2 separate regions of the Homo sapiens genome follow, and region 2 is linked to region 1. The links are chromatin contacts, found by Hi-C in ENCODE. All regions are on one chromosome and are shown on one strand. The core of a region is the stretch at or near the end of the contact, and the rest is flanking DNA. Distances in the headings are between cores, read along the strand shown.

Evidence for each region. Hi-C counts contacts between places; a loop is a spot of excess contacts on that map. Pooled maps may share reads with other maps.
Region 2: a loop to region 1 is called in a map with no recorded cell type, with 3 times the contacts of the local background. The contact joins the promoter of KIZ-AS1 here to the enhancer-like site in region 1. A Hi-C loop is called at or near these places in 2 of 37 single-sample maps with no recorded cell type and 3 of 50 pooled maps.

Annotation. Positions count from the first base shown.
Region 1 is chr20:20,665,945-20,670,100 of GRCh38, reverse strand. The region is part of intron 3 of RALGAPA2 (Ral GTPase activating protein catalytic subunit alpha 2); the gene reads left to right. Among named protein-coding and RNA genes, the nearest start is that of RALGAPA2, 45 kb to the left of the region's middle. Within about 2 kb of position 1,325, at least 2 of the 41 ENCODE cell types and tissues checked have a DNase peak (open chromatin) inside an H3K27ac peak, as active enhancers do.
Region 2 is chr20:21,215,676-21,220,015 of GRCh38, reverse strand. It overlaps KIZ-AS1 (KIZ antisense RNA 1), which reads left to right and starts at 1,727. Exons shown (of 8, transcript NR_109956.1): 1 at 1,727-1,869. The region is part of intron 9 of KIZ (kizuna centrosomal protein); the gene reads right to left.

The sequences.
Region 1 (4,156 bases), core at 76-2,575:
TGGTGAGCGGAAGAGTCTACTGGTAAGAATGAATTCATGTCAGAGCTCCAGTAATGACCTTCTGAATCACAGAAAATCCTGAATGGTTCTTTTCAGAAGTGATATTTTGGTGATGGTTCTTGAATTAGTTACCTGCATAAGGGAAAGGAGAGTTGGTGTAGAAACACAAGGTACTTGGTGAATGGGTCTCAAGATCAAATAATTCACATTGAGAACCTTCTGGATTCAAGCTTGACAGGTTATTTTAATGGTACCTGAGATTCGTTTTAATCAGGTGTGGTAAGGCACAGAAACATGAAAATGATTGTTATGAAGGAAGAAGTTTTAATTATGCTCACAGGCCTCTAGAAACAGACATGTCACACAGAGCCAAACAGGGAAGCACCAAGGCAAAATCAGTACGCAAAGAGGAAAGGGAGCGACAGAGACAGAACTGAGGGCAGGAGCTTTTATTGTGTTTTTTTGCAGGAAGGAATGGGCAAGGCCAGGTAAGTAAACTACATAGGCTTAGGACTGGATAGTTTGAATAATTTCAGCTGACAGGGCTGTAGGGGTAGCTCCTGGTTGTCCAGCACCTGGCCCCTGGATGATTGAGGGGAGGGGGATAGAGTCCATAAAAGGATGTGGTTGGGGTTACGGATTTGGGATTGGTTGGTTTGCATATCAGAAACATGCTCTGAGCCACTATCTTTGGGAATTTGCTAACCCTTGGAGGGGCATCCTTCCTATGTCATTGAGGCCCCAGATGTCAGCACATCAAGAATACAGAGAATAAGACAATATAGTTAATTCAGAGATACTGTTTCAAGCTTTCTGCCATGTTGTATGCCATCCCCTTTTACTAGAGAAATAGAATAGTTTGGAGTTATACATGTATGTTTTAGAAAGTTTATAGAATTTGATATTTCCTCACCCTCCCACACTCCAATTAAAATACATCGACACAAGAGGCTTAATTTCAAAACGTAAACATGTTCTGGCATTGGAGTGCCACTCATTTGGATGTTCTTCAAATATCACAGGATTTGAAATCACAGATAAACAGATTCTTTATTCTAAATTTTATTTAAATTACCCCACTATATTAAACCCTGTTTCTATCTTGTCATTAGCCTTCCTAGAGACCTGAATGAGTTCTTTATAGTCTGTAAAGTGTGGCCCAGGCTGGTCTAACACTCACAGTCCTCTCCCTGGCTCTCAGTGTAGCTCTTCTTCATATTTTGTGGTTACTCTGTGGAAGTGCTCTGTCGGGCTAACACTGCCCCTTTATCTCTCTTTGCATAGTTTCACTTCTGCCTCTTAGTTTATTCAGTTCTCTTTTCAGGGACTGCCCTTAGCTCTTCTCCCCATCTGGCCCATTCTCTCAGGACCTGTTTAGACCCACCAATTTCTCCTGGCAACTCCTGCTGGAAGTGCTCATTCTTTCCTTTGGACTCATATAATAGCCCTGCCTTGTGTTATCATTTGACTGTGGCTGGATATCCATAGTTATCCCTTAATGTGGCTATGCCTTAGTTTCCTAATGAGAGTGTAAAAACTCTAACTCCATGTTTTTTATGTGCATTTTTGTACATATTTTTGAGTGGAAGAGGGACAAGGACATATAAAATGAACAAGAAAAGCAAATTCTTCCAAAGCCAACAACCGTGACTTAACAATCCTTTGTTACTTTTTTCTTTTCTTTTCTTTTCTTTTTTTGAGACACAGTCTCGCTCTGTTGCTCAGGCTGGAGTGCAGTGGCACTATCTTGGTTCACTGCAACCTCCGCCTCATGGGTTCAAGCAATTCTCCTGCCTCAGCCTCCCAAGTAGCTGGGACTACAGGCACCTGCCACCATGCCTGGCTAATTTTTGTATTCTTAGTAGAGATGAGATTTTACCATATTGGTCAGGCTGGTCTCAAACTCCTGGCCTCAGGTGATCCATGTGGCTAGTGGCTACTGTATTGGACAGGGAGGCTCTAGAGTCCTCCAGTAGAGCCGTATCTCATCGTTTGAAAGACCACTTTTCATTGTTAAACATGGTTAAATCCTTAGTATCTTGTACATCTGTATCCTTGTAATGCAGGGGACTTTGACTTAAGGTTTAGGATTTTACTGAAATGGTTTCTCTGGGCTTCTTCTTATTACCAGAGTGCCCTTGGCTGAGGGGAATGAGCATTTACCTCCACAGGTTGGAGAAGCATGGCTCCAAAGTGACCCTCTGCAAACAGAATTGAAAAGCCATGCACAATGTCATTCTACTGTTTTCATGCATTTTTTAAAATGAAAATAATGTTAAATAAAGGCTAGCCAAATTCCTTAGGACTTCATCTCCCCACCACACCTTCAACCTTTCTCCATCTGTTTCCCCTTCAAGATAAAGAAAACAGTTTCAGTGCACTCCAGGATGATGCACCATGTCTCTTTCTCACCCGTCCTTTGGTAGGAGATTCTTATTTGAGAAGCATTGGTGGAAGAGGCAAACTGCAGCAGGTGAACCACACAGCAAGTGCAGATGACATGTGGGTTTCTTCTAGGACATACAGAGAAAGAAAAATAATATTGTGGATGCTAGCTTTTGTTTTTCCTTTGGTATTGAAATTTGATTGCTTGCGATTTATTACACGCCTATATGTACTGACTCCCTTCCTTCTCTGCAGTTTGGTGTTATGCTGGATTGGATGGCTGGACTCAGCATGTGCACAGTCTGGGTGTAGTTATGTTTGGGATTCATAATTTGACCAGTGGTGAATCCAGGGATGTAGTGGAATCTATGTCTTACTTTAATGGAATTCAGCACTGGGTCTCTTGTTCTTCATTGCTCCAGGTGAGCTTATATAGATAGTGGATTTAGCCCCTAATTTTTTTCCTTAGAGTAGGGGAAAAGAATTTTTAATGATTTTCCTGATAATAGTAATATAGCTATATCCAGTACAGTGCCAATAAGATGAAACAAATGGCTGATTTTCACTCTCTGTAGCATTGTTTTGTATATGCAATCCAGTAATTTGAATGTTGATTTTATTTCCCATCCAAATGCATTCATTTATAACTTTTCACATTTAGTAGCACCATTTTACTTCAGATACTAATAGTGAATTGCCTAAAGAAAAACTAGAGTTATGAATATAATAGGATTACAAACAATTCTGAGATTTATTTCCTTTCTTCTTCCTTTCCTTCTCCTCCTCCTCTTTTCCTCCCCCCACCCCTGCCTCCTCCTCTTCTTTTGTGAGAATTGCATATCTTTTGTAACTCTTTGAAAATGAAAACAAATTAAAAGCTCCTGTGGAGGTTCAGTGAAAATGCCTGAACTGAATTCTAGGCAAGTCAACAGATTCAGGCTCGGTGTCCTACAGGATTAAGTAACGATTCCTTTTCTTTCTTTATACAATGGCTAATGGCTTTTCTTATAAGCAAATAATACATAGCAAGGTGGCAGAATCATATTTTTACAATTAACTAGTTGCCACAGTTTCTGCGCTTTTCTCTGCTTTGTTATTTCTTATTCCAGGCTGTCCAGTGTGCAGCCATCCTTCCGTGCTGCTCCCTCCTCCCATGCCGAGGTGAAGGACTTCCTCTACAAACCTCTCAGGCTGATACTGCTTTTTATTTTGTTTCCTGTAAGGGCCACTTCACGGTTTTTGAGTGGAAGAGGGACAAGAACAACTAAAATGAACAAGAAAAGCAGATTCTTCTAAAATCCTTGGAATTTAAGTTCTTATTGAGGATTTCAAATATTTAGATGCTTTAGTAGATTTTGTTTTCTTTTAAAAGAATGATTCCAATTTTGAATGCAGCTCTTTGGTCACTGTCATAATTCTAAATGACTGATTGCAATTGAGAAAAAGCCACTATCAATTCAGATTTTCTGGAGAACATTTTTAAAAGAACTGAGCTGACAAAGACACCCATCTCTCATCCCCAAAGTCTCCCTGAGTTCCAGTTGGCAAAGTGAATGTCTCTAGTTAGCATGACTAAGATTTTGGGTCACATTTATGACATGGGGCTATATTTAAATGATAATAGAGGTGTGTAATCATCTGGCTTTCTTTGTAATGCCAGCCATACTTGTGGCTTTTATTGATGTTGAACCCTTGGTTGGGAACAACTCCAAATGATAACATTATTGTTATGGCATAGTGTGATCTTGCCTTGAGACTGCTCTGCAGGGAT
Region 2 (4,340 bases), core at 478-2,977, 550 kb before region 1:
ACAACAACTAGACTAATAAAAGGGGTAGATTATATTCACAACAACAGATCATACAGGCTATGGAATACTGACTCTGTGTTTGTGGGTGGGGCATCAGTGTGTGCCCAGGAGGGTTTCTATGTAAATCTAAACACAGAAAACTCGCATGCTCCATAATAACGATTAGCAAAGCAGATGCCTTCAAAGTGATAGCAGACTCTTTAAGGAGGAGCCCCAGCCAAGAAGACCTCCGTTTTGTGGTGATAAGCAAATGAGAAAGGGAAATGAAGAGATGAGAATGCTGGCACACTGGATTCCATTAGCATAGAGGAAGAAGCACAGTCCCTTGGCATTAGAAGGAATGTCAGGGGTCACAGAAGCAATAATTCCTTCCACAATGCTCTTTTAAAGAGCCACAGGGCCAGGCAAGGTGGCTCATGCCTATAATCCCAGAACTCTGGGAGGCCAAAGTGGGCAGACTGCTTGAGGTCGGGAGTTGGAGACCAGCCTGGGCAACATGGTGAAACCCCATCTCTATAACAAATACAAAAATTAGCCAGGCATGGTGGTGCATGCCTGTAGTCCCAGCTACTTGGGAGGCTGAGGAAGGAAGATCACTTGAGCCCAGGAGATAGAGGCTGCAAAAAGCTGTGATCACAACAATGCACTCCAGCCTGGGTGACAGAGCAAGACCCTGACCCTGTTTCAAAAGAAAAAAAAAAAGTCATGGTTCCTGCCATGGTTCAAGCACTCACCCCTGGAAGATACTGAACTTGGTTTTGCTGAAATGAAGAGCTAGAAAGTTGTTTTGTTACTGAGCTACGCTCTATAATTAAGCTCGATAAATATTCTACCTGGTATATGGCAGCTCCTCAAATATTTAAAGAGCTACTGTGCCCTTCTCAGGTTAAACATCCCCAGGACCCCCTCATTCTGATAAAGGTATGACTTCACAGCTTCCCACCCCCAACCTCTTGTGACTTCCCAGATTTCACCTCAGCCACGTCTTCTCTTATACTTCTTCTGAAATGGCTGAAAAGCAAATAAAGACGCACAGAAGGATCCCACACTGAAGAATAGCACTTCTGGGCGCCTAAAATTACTATTGTAACCTTACTGTCAATTCAAGGAACAGCTGTAACAAGCAGCTGTCAGTCATAACATCTGGGTGTAGTTACACTAAGGTAGCCCAAAATCTCATTATAAAGCAATCTCACGCACAAGGGAGCTCCCCACAAAATGAAATCACAGAAAAATGCTGAAGATAATTTTAGCATATTGAGGAAACTGGTGCCCACATTGGACTCACTGCTTTAAAAGTGTTCCACATACATGTGTGTATGTTTCACAAAGTATGTTCCACAGAACATTAATTCTGTTGGCTATTAACAGAAAGAATTCCATTTTCAAATAAATGATAAGTTATCTGAAACTCTAGGCTCACATTTTTAAACAATTCCTTTGCTGAAAGTCTTTTCCAAGTCTTCACTATGCTTCTATGCATTATGCATACTGCAGAGAGAGAGAAGGATCACACAGGGCTGGGCAACAAAATATGTATTAATTGATGTATTTTCTGGGTGGAGCATTGCAAATAACACATTTTGGAAAATGCTGCATTAGCTCATCAATACTTGTGGGGCAGCACACACATCAGGGGAGGTCTGCTGCCTGGTAATCAGGTACCCTGCAACATCATCCATTGTGAGCACATAGGGTTACTAAGGGCACATAGGCACCCCGAGACAGAGATGTCTGGGCCTTGACCAATGAGATCTTCAGGAGTACTTCAGCAGCTGTTTCGGATTTTTCTCTGTGGATGTCCTCATGGGACTAAGTGGAAATTGGAAAAGTATCATCAAACTCTTCTTGAGATTCCTTTTTGATAAGGTAACTATCCTGGATTTGAATCTCAATTGTGTTCTCAAGTGGCAATTTCTTGCAGAAACTAACATAGCAGTACTATTGGGAAGCACTGTCTTGCAGGTATTGCAGCAGTACTGTGCTTGTGTGGGTCTTGGTCCCAAGTGGCCACCACAACTCAAGGAAGGTATGCAGGTCCACCAGAACAGACTGAAAGTGTCCACTCTTCCAGGGGCTCGTCTCACAATGGCACTTTCTGTGATGCTGCATCCTCATTCTCTCTACTTATGTTCTTCTTTGAGTTTGCTTTGTGAGGCTCCTCATAGCTGGTTTGGAAATGCTGGGGACTGTGGGGGCCCACACAGAAGACCAGGAACACTAATAATGTTCACATGAATATTATTATACTTCACAGATAAAATTGAGTGTCTAGTATCTGCTTGGCACTTTCACAAATGATTTCATTTAAACTTTAAGACAATCCTATTGGGCAGTATGTCTGCTTTCCCAATACAGAGGCTCAGAGAGGGTAGAGAAACAGAGCAAGGAGTAAAAGAGCTGACACTGATGGCTGGTTGCAAAGCCCCAGCCCAACTGCTACATTTCCTCAACCTTCAGGGGACAGCCTCTGGAATATTTTCTTTGGAATATTCTAGAAGGAATGCAGCCCACACAAACACAACCAGCATGCACCCACACAAACAGGACACCCCAACAGAACTATTATAAAGAGGCAGACAGACTCTGTCTTAAATTAAACTACATACTTGCTTTACTCTACCAAAAGTGAAATCTCCAAATAGTTATGCCAAAGTCACAAACATTTAATAAAGGGATGATGGTCAAGAACTTAGAGATCAAAGTAGCTGCAATGATGGACAAAGCAACAGTATTAGTAGTGCCAAGGTGCGTGAAGCTCTCAAACATGAATTTCATGGGAGGTCCCTGGGTGGGGATAGTACACTGGCAAGGACAGAACAGTAACACCTTAACAATGTGTATGGCTTTGCTAAGTTTTTAAAAAATTTCCAAAGTACTTTTTTTAATGTCTAATATTCTGGCACAAGGCATTTTTTTTAACTGCCAACTATTGATGGATCAATGGCAGGTTGCTGGAATTACAATTTCTTTTAAAATCTTAATGGCAAACAGCCCAAGTTGCTTCTAGCCATATTGCACTTCTGCATGAGAAGGGATTTGAAACCCTGGTACTTAATTATCCGTTTTCTTATAAAGAAAGTATATGAGAAAATACATTTGCATTAACTTTGGGGAGAGTCAACTACTCCCAGCAAGGGATGATTGTAAAGAATACTGAAAAGAGAAGAATGAATGAACAAGGTCATTTCCTGGTTTCTCCTCAATAATCCTTTGTAATTTTAATTGAAATAAATTCAGAGGCCATTAGATACTTCTGCATCCAAAAGTAAATGCAAGAGAAAAGTATCCAAATGACTTCATGGTTATCTGTAGTTTGGGATCATCTACATTTCTATTAATAAAAATAGCAGGGAGCCATACCAGAGTTTGCAGAAAATGCAGACTAAAAACACAATAAACATATCATTGGTGAAAATGTTTAAAATAAAAAAACTCTGCATTTTAGAGTGAAATATTATCTGAATGCATAATATATACAATAACTGCTCTACCATAAACTGCTTTTTCAAAACCAGAGTTCATCACAGAAACATGAGTTTAAAAAATTAATCATGCCAGGAACTGCACTGCCATAAAAGCAAGCCATTCTTTTCTGCTTATAAACAACAAAACTACCACATATGCAGATGCATGCCTCAGTACCTTGGTGCAATGGTGTATTTACTTGTGTAAATATTTAAAGTCAGACCTTTGAATTTATAATGAAGTAGTACACCACTTCACAAAATAAGGTACTAGTAAATTCAGATGTATGACAAGTAGAACTCTGTACAGAATACTAATTGCTGCTGTTCTTATTCTAAAAAGAAAAAAATAATGATATCGTTCAGATTCCACCTAAACAAGCCTAATACATGTGCAGAAATCTTAATAGGTCTTGATGAAGCCCGATTGGTACAATTTTTAAATTATCAGACAGGCTTTGTAACTGAGGCAAACGCAAGCTTCCTATCTGACATTTTTTTATTATCTGCTTATTTTAATATACATATGCAATTACTACAGGAAAGAAAACAGTAAAATCAGAAACATCTATAGTTTGCTGTGTAATGACCGGGTGTTCCCCAGGGAGATGGACCTTTTTACAGAGACGCAGGTGCTGAAAGGGCACATGATGGAGGATGTTACAGGTGTAAATATATAACATGGTGATGAAGAATTCAATAGACACGGTGATTTTCCACCTTAGTTTATGTTAACATAAGTATATATGTTCTGCTCTTAGGATTAATCTCCTGCTCCAGCATGCAGTAGCTGAATACATGTGCTCTTAGTGGGGTCCACAAACCACTGACCCAAAATGTTCCGCTTATATAATAATGCTAAATCTTGTGTCT